Regions from separate parts of the Mus musculus genome. Here regions 1 and 2 are each linked to region 3. The links are chromatin loops, found by intact Hi-C in ENCODE. Cell type or tissue: heart. All regions are shown on one strand.

Region 1 (2,500 bases), 67 kb before region 3:
ACCATTACAAGCATAGGTTACCACATTTTGCACTTCTTTTTTTTTTTTTTTTTTTTTTTTTTTGTCGCCATTGTTTTTGTTTTGAGACAGGGTTTCTCTGTGTGGCCCTGTCTGTCCTGGAATTTACTCTGTAGACCAGGCTGGCCTCACAGAGATCACCCTGTCTACCTCCTGAGTGCTGAGATTAAAAGTGCATGCCACCATGCCTGGTACCTTCTGTTATACACATACACCAAATTTTGTTTATTCATTTGTTAGTTTATCAGTGTGACCTTTCCACGTTGGCGCCAGTATCCACAAGACTGTTGGGAATAGTCATGTACTAGTGTTCAGGTGGGCGTTATGTCCTTATTTCTCTTGGCTAAATACTTAGAAATGGACTTCCTAGGGGACTGGTGGCCATGCTTGACTCTTTCTTTCTTTCTTCCTTCCCTTCTTTCCTTCCTTCCTCCTTTCTTTCTTTCTTTCTTTCTTTCTTTCTTTCTTTCTTTCTTTCTTTCTTTCTTTCTTTCGACAAGATTTCTCTGTGAAACAGCCCTGTATGTCCTGGAAATCTCTCTTTTGACCAGGCTGACTTCACACTCAGAGATCCGCCTGCCTCTGCTTCCGGAGTGCTGGGATTAATGGGGCTTGTGCCAACACAACCCCTCGTGCTTGACTTCTTAAAAGAATCTCCAAACTGCATTGCAAAGCACCTACAGCCATTGACACTCTCTCCATCGATCAGAGTCGGGTCCTTGGCAAATGGTTTTTTCCCATGAGCCACAACTAAGTTTAGGCATCCCTATGCTGAGGTCAGAAGCTCTATTAGCCTGATCATTCAACGACTGAGACTGCTCAGAAGTGCTGCGTGGCCTCGGATTGGATCGTTTTTTTCTCCCAAGAGCCCCAGGGTGGGGATGGAAAGAATGGTGTGTTTAGAGGCATTAGCAATGCAAAGGGATTAACTACTCCGCACCAGACAGTCCAGTGCTAAAACCTAAAAGCCCAAGTGATGAGAGATATACTTCGGAGGAAGTAGCTAGGGGAGGGGGAGGGCCCAAAACCAAGCCCAATCCTGACTCAGTCTTTGAGCTGCGAATCTATGGCTGCGATTGCATCATGGAGCCTCCGCAGCACTGCCCTGATGCGGCGGGGAGTTGAGAGGTGGGGGCGAACTAAGGCTGGCATCTGTTCCCCATCTCTGCCCCCGGAAGGATACTGCGTGGTTACTCAAAGCTAGATGACAGCACCTGCCGCGAGGCCCCGCACCTCCTTGGTATTATTATGGTATTAGCTCTGCCTTATCCGGGGGCGGGCAGAGTAATGAGATGCAATGCTGCAATTGCAGCCCTGATCCAGCAGTTTTGATTCTTCCCTACAGCTACAAGCAATGGCTTCCATCACTGCTCCCCCCGCCCCCAGCTGGAAGGCAGTAAAGTAAACAGGAAGTGGCCGTTTCTCCAAGGGGGCTGTATGGGACTTCAGCTGTGGGGGTTTCTTATCTGAGCTGGGAACCATTCAGATTGGGGCGTGGCTCTGCGCAGTCACTGCTTGGCGCTCTTGCGCGCTTGCTCTCTCTCGTTCCCCCTCCCATCTCTTCCCCTCCCCCCTCCCTATCTCTCTTTCCTTCTCCCATTGCCTTCTCCCCTCCTCCTCTCTCCCCCAGTAGCTTTCTATTAAGGGTGATTACTTTACTATGCCTCGGGGATTTGTGTTGAGAGTTAGAATTTAGGTTGAAGCCCGGCATCCTGGTTGCAAACTAACATTAAGCCTTCGGTGTGATTGGAAGTTGTTAAACAAGCACAGGCACCGGTAGCCAGAGTTGGGGGGGAGGGGCATCTCTTTGTTCCGTTGGTCTTACTTCTTTGTTTTGTTTTGTGTAACATTGTCTTGTTCAAGACAAGGTCTCATCCTGCTGCAGTGATAACTATCAGTAATTCTCCTTGTTGTGTTTTATACAAATAAAGAGAAAAGGAATATGTCTGGTGAATGTGCAGTCAGGTATGGGGGGAGGGGGTGCCTCTGCGGGCCCATGCTGAGGCATCCCTTCCCCCTAAGGGACCAGCCACACTAACGACAGTATAGTATAGAATAGAGTATATTCAGGGCATGGGGAGGCGAGTTGAGAGGGTAGTAGAGACAGAGAAGGGCAGAGAGAGTAGAGGAGTAGAGTAGAGGTCGGCCATGAGCACGTGGACGGGGGTATGGAGTAAGAGCAAGAAGGCGAGAGGGAGGGGGTGAGAGAGAGGGAGGGAGAGAGAGAGAAGGGGGACAAGCATCCCCTTTTATAGTGAGTCTGGCACACCTGGCTATTGTCGGGTAACTGTCGGGCGGAACCTAGATAAAATGCTACAGACACTTCTGCGACGAGGGATTTGTTTTATAGCGGTGATGTGATGGGGACTGGACCGAGGGTCTTGGGTGTAAGAACGGAATAGTGGAATTGAGCAGCTGCTCACATTGCCTGCAGCAGCCCTCCCCCATGCAATCACAGACAAGCACTCCACTGAGATAGTGT
Region 2 (2,500 bases), 520 kb after region 3:
CCTACTATAGGCAAGGATTTGGTTGGATTCAATCCTTAGTCCTGCAAAAGGCAATGTTGTGGCAGGAGGTGGTGGTATATTCTAGCTGTCACCACAAAGAATAAAGTATGAGAGGTGATCAAAGTCAATGAGTCCGATTTGTTCATTCGGGAGTGTATTCATGCACTGTACCCCATAAACATATGCAATTTAACACTGTACCCCATAAATACATGATTTATCAATCTGAAAAATGGATGAGGTAGTGGAGGAGCTTGTGATCCCAATTACTTTGAGCTCAAGAGCTAAAAAATGCCAGCCCCGACAACACAGTGAGACCAAGAATCAAGAGCACTGCAATTGTACAAGTGGAGAACAAAGAGAATTGTCTAACCTTACGATCAGCATGAGCATCTGTTACACCTGCGAGAGATGAAGCTGCAAAACGATGTTTAGGTAGGGTCACAAAAATAGACGCTTTTAACAGTTAATTTTTCCGTGACTTGTGCGTGAGAATAGCTAGGTTACTAAACAAAAAACAAAAATAAACGCACACAAAAAAACTTTCGAAGCCCAGACATCACGAAAGACCAATTGCTTCCGAATCTATGGAGGTGGAGGGAACCCACAGACATGTTTAAAGGCTTGCAGTTCGTTTCAAACAGAAGCCAAGATTAGAAAACAGACAAAACATGTGGATTTTGGGAGAAAGAGGCTGTAGTTGGAAAGATGAAAACCCAGGCAGGATAGGGCGGCTACTGCAAGGGCAGGGACAAAAGCCAAGAACACCAGCAAAGGATTTAAGGACTACATGTGTTTCAATGTTGGGCTTTGGGTGACAGCAAAGGCGCGGCACACAGGAGACTGCATTCAAATGACGTTATTGTGTCGTTGCTCTTGTCCCACAATTGACAAAAAAAAAAAAGGAAAAAGGAAAAAAAGAGACTGTAACGTTTTCTCCCACGCGTCGCGCCAGGGTCGCCTATGGGCGGAGCGTGCGTTGGACAGTCACAGCGCGCGGTCGCCGCAGGCCGCCTTTTTGGGGCCCCGAGAGGAGAGACGGGTGGTTTCTCCGCCAACCCTTCTCCGTTCACCGTCCCGCTGCGGTCGCCTAGGCGGGGAAAAAGAGCGCTTAGGGACCACTGACGTTACTGTGACGCGGCCGCTGGACTGGCGGCGCGGCTTCCGGCGCCTTGCGCCCACCCCCCTTTCCGCTTTCCCGCCCACGCACCTCCTGGCTCCGCCCCTCTCCCACGCACCCCCTCCTCCTGTCCCCCAGAACAGCACAGCGCGGGGAACGGTCGCAGGTTGCCTTTGGAAAGGGCCTCCCGCGGGTTCCCCTTCCGTTCTGCCTGGCGACTTCCGCTCTCGGCCCAGCAACATGGACGCTATAACCCGCCGGCCGGGCGGCCGCTGAGCAGTCGCGGAAGCTTCCCCACTTGAGTGGCGGCCGGCCCGCCTCTCTGCCCTCCCGCCCCACGCTCGCCTCCCTGCGGCCGGCCGGCCCGGCCCTACATGGGGGCGGGCCTCCGCAGCTTGGGCTCGGCTTCCTGTTCAGAGGCGGCCTGGCGCTAGGCGGCGGCCACTCTGCCCGCGCCCGCCTCGGTGCGGTCACCGAGCCCGGGAGGAGGCTCCAGGGCCGCATCTCAGGCGGTTGCCCCGAGCCGGGCTGTACGCCGCCATGGCCCCAGTGCAGCTGGACAACCACCAGCTGATCCCTCCTGGCGGCGGCGGTGGCAGCAGCGGCGGCGGAGGCAGCAGCAGCGGCTCCGCGTCTGCCCCGGCTCCCCCGCCGCCCGCAGCCGCTGTGGCGGCGGCAGCTGCGGCGGCAGCTAGCCCTGGATACCGGCTTAGCACGCTCATCGAATTTCTGCTCCACCGGGCCTACTCGGAGCTTATGGTGTTGACGGACTTGTAAGTGCTGCGAACCCATGCCTGCTTCCCGGCTCCTCACTTGCCCTTCCCGCCTTCAAGAGAGGCTTATGCTTGCCATTTACTGAGCTAGGCTGCTGAGCGTAGAATTTGGAAATTCATGGGGTTTAGGTTCTGGGGACAGGGAGGAGGTAACTATTGGGGATCTGGTTGACGATGAAAGCACGGAGACTGGTTAGTTTCGCATGTTAACACTTGCGCTGAAGATTGTCTTTGGGATTTTTGTCTTGAGTTCCCAACAGAAGTGTATTAATTTCTATGTGGAATATTTTCTAAAAACCTAAGTCGAAGAGTAAGCATTGAGGACTACGTAGAATTCGAACTGAACGGGATTTTCAACGAAGGGAAATGTTTTACATCTTTTTTGACAATGTTTTAAATGAAGGTTGCAATTGTTTCTCTTAAAATGCCGGAGGTCGATTCTGTGTAAAACAATTACATTATAAATTCTGATTCTTTCTGCAACATTTGAAAGCGTGTTAAGTCTTTATGGATGTAGTGAAAGTAGAATACTTTTTTTCTAATGAGCCTCCGGGTTTCAGTCTAGTTACCTATGAAATGCCTTGGGGCGTGATTAGGGTGTTAATAC
Region 3 (2,500 bases):
CTAGAGGATCCCAGAGTGGGCCATCACTCGCAAGGCGCGTGGTCCTCCCTTGCGCCCAGGTAAAGGGCGGGCGTGCCCGGCTCGGGCCGCGCGGTCGTTTCCTGGAGCCTAAGGCTGAGCAAGGGCCGCGCCGGGTGGCTCGCGTCACCGCCAAGCCCGGCGCAAGTGCGCACGCAGCGGCCCTGGCCTCCCTCCCCCTCCTCCCCCCGCCCAATCCGCCCTGAAATTTCTGCGTCACAAAACTTTCCACTCGGGAACCGCGGCCTCCCCTGCCGCGACGCACCGGGCCGGCGGGGCCGAAGCAACCCAGCTGGCTTGCAGGCGAACCCGCTGGCGGGCAGACCCGGGGGGATGGGGATGGGGGTGGGGGGGCGACCGCGCAGCACCGCCGGCCTGCGCCACACAAAGGAGGCCGCCGCCATTAGCCCGCGCAGAGGCCAGCCCCCCTCCCGCGGCGCCCCCTCCCACATTCCAGCGCCGCGGGGCCACTCGGCCAGCCCGCGCGCCGCCGCCAGCTCCCTAATTTCCAAACCACAGCCACTGGGGCCATGGAAGCCCAAAGCCCCGGAAATCCGGGGCCAAAACCATCCACCCGGGCCCCGCCACGCCACGCGGGGCAATCTCCCCCCCCCGACCGCCCCGATCCCCACCTGCGGGTCACTAATCAACCAGGGGACGCGCGTGCGCCCGAATGCGCGCGCCCCCTCCCCCTCCGCTCGCCTGCGCACAGACACAAAAGCCGCCATTGTGCTCGGGCCAGGGACAATACCGCGCACCGAGCCGAGCCGGAGGAATCACCGGCTCTAGCACTCCCCCCGCAAGCATCCAGTCCCTCCAGAGCCCCTAGCCACTGGCCACCCGCCGGCCCGAGCCGTCCAGGGAGACGGGAAGGCAAAAAGCAGAACTTAAAGAGCTGCGCCACAAGGCAGGCTAGGGCAGGGGGCAAAGTGATGCAGCGACCCCCGCGGCTCAGGCTCACCTGCTGGTCCAGCCCGAGCGCATTTTCCACTGCCACATGACTCATCCCTGAAGAGTACCGAGAAATCGGAGTCTTCCGCTGCTGAGCAAAGGCTGCCTCTACCGCAAAGGCCCTCTCACGGGAGAACTGCGGCTTTGAAGCGCACCGCGCGGCCACCGACCTTATATACCGACTCGGAGGACTGCTACGTCAGCACGTAAGACGTGTGCCCTCCTCTCCCGGGCGGCCGGCCACTGCCGTTAGGAGCTCTGCCTGCTTACGGTGCGTTGCTCGGCTGAGTCCCGTGAGATTTCCTAATCAGTCCAGTTACCCGCGTCCTCGTCGGCTCATAAAGAAGCCTTGGGTATATGTGGTTCTGGTTCTCCTGGGTTTGCTATCCCCTGGTCTCCACCGGTCCCCTAATCTTACTGTTTTCTCGAGATCTCGCGAGAAATGATTGCTGACCGTCCTCTAGCCTTAAGGCCCTAAGCTTTAAACTAGGTTGATTGGCTGCTCCTCCCCTGTGTACCCAGTTTTCGTCCTTCTTTCTAGCACTCGTCCCTTCCTCTCCGTCCCCGGGCGTGGAGATGATGCAGTGGGCTTTGTCTGGCCTAACTAATGAGCCCTGGCTCTGCGTGGAGGGCAGTGGGATCACGTGACCGTGGGTGTCCAGCAAGGTGGCCATCTTGTGAAGAAGGGAAACTCGCTTGACTAGTGCTGGGAATGGGAGGGAGGGACGGGAAAACTGCGGGAGGGCGGGGAGGAGAAAGGGGGAAGGGAACTAGAAATGAGAAGCAGAAAGGTGGAAGGCTGCATGGTGACCCGAGTCCATCTGAGCAGGGACTGTAGGGGATGTGCGGGTTGCTGTAGGCTTCAGATCGCCGTTGCCTATAGATAGCATCACTCCCACAGCCCCACTCTGAAGGAACAATAAAACTATCTCACGCGAATCTAGAGCCGGCAATCCAGGACCCTCCCGGGACCCGGAGCCTCTCTCGTTTGTGAAAGAGTCACTTATTGTAGGCCCCTGTGTCCTTCCGCGTGGCATTCCTGGCACCAGCCTGTGGCTGTTGGCACAGTAAGGGACCCCAGGGAGGCGAGAATGTGTGACTGGACACAACCTGTGTCTCCCTGACCGAGATAACTTGCCTCAGGCCTCTCTCTCCACTAGACAGAATATGGAGGAAAAAGGGGTCTGTCATCAAACGGGCCGATTCTGGTGGACCCCGCTTCTAGGCGGACCACCCCCCAAGACTCAGCTTCAAAAACACATACCCTTAAACAACAAAACCAAAAGAATATATTGAGCCCTCAGCTTTTAGGCAATGGCAGCACACAAGTTACCTAAAAGATACTCCTTTCTGACCCTCAGTTTCACAAATAAAACACAGGACTCAGCACCCCCCCCACCTCAACCCCAAACCCAACCCCCCCACCAGGGGCCTTCTGCTGCCAGAATTCAAACAATTACTTCTCATCACATAGTTTACTGTACAAACTCTTCTACTTTTCCAGTTTGTAAAATTGAAACTGAACTTTTAA

The links. Hi-C counts contacts between places; a loop is a spot of excess contacts. Peaks named below come from ENCODE experiments on the same cell type or tissue, not always from the same donor. Only the 100,000 strongest peaks of a DNase experiment are listed, where the experiment ranks them.
Region 1: it touches region 3 in a loop (4-fold over the local background); 15 of 42 quality-filtered maps call a loop at or near these places.
Region 2: it touches region 3 in a loop (6-fold over the local background); 2 of 42 quality-filtered maps call a loop at or near these places.

The regions. Positions count from the first base shown.
Region 1 is chrX:13,346,143-13,348,642 of GRCm38, reverse strand. Gm34661 (a long non-coding RNA gene) reads left to right here and starts at 939. Exons shown (of 3, transcript XR_386903.3): 1 at 939-1,258. In heart, a CTCF peak has its summit at 1,398 (motif pointing left); a DNase peak (open chromatin) is centred at 1,452; H3K4me3 peaks cover 1,815 bases; H3K27ac peaks cover 1,930 bases; H3K27me3 peaks cover 1,354 bases.
Region 2 is chrX:12,760,860-12,763,359 of GRCm38, reverse strand. Med14 (mediator complex subunit 14) reads left to right here and starts at 1,387. Exons shown (of 31, transcript NM_001048208.1): 1 at 1,387-1,893. The coding sequence starts at 1,661. Gm14634 (predicted gene 14634) reads right to left here and starts at 1,082. Exons shown (of 5, transcript NR_045852.1): 1 at 374-1,082. In heart, a CTCF peak has its summit at 1,510; a DNase peak (open chromatin) is centred at 1,469; H3K4me3 peaks cover 2,500 bases; H3K27ac peaks cover 2,500 bases; H3K27me3 peaks cover 1,747 bases.
Region 3 is chrX:13,279,637-13,282,136 of GRCm38, reverse strand. Ddx3x (DEAD box helicase 3, X-linked) reads right to left here and starts at 1,115. Exons shown (of 17, transcript NM_010028.3): 1 at 980-1,115. The coding sequence starts at 1,024. In heart, a CTCF peak has its summit at 1,124; DNase peaks (open chromatin) are centred at 236, 1,166, 1,606, 2,006 and 1 weaker place; H3K4me3 peaks cover 2,338 bases; H3K27ac peaks cover 2,500 bases.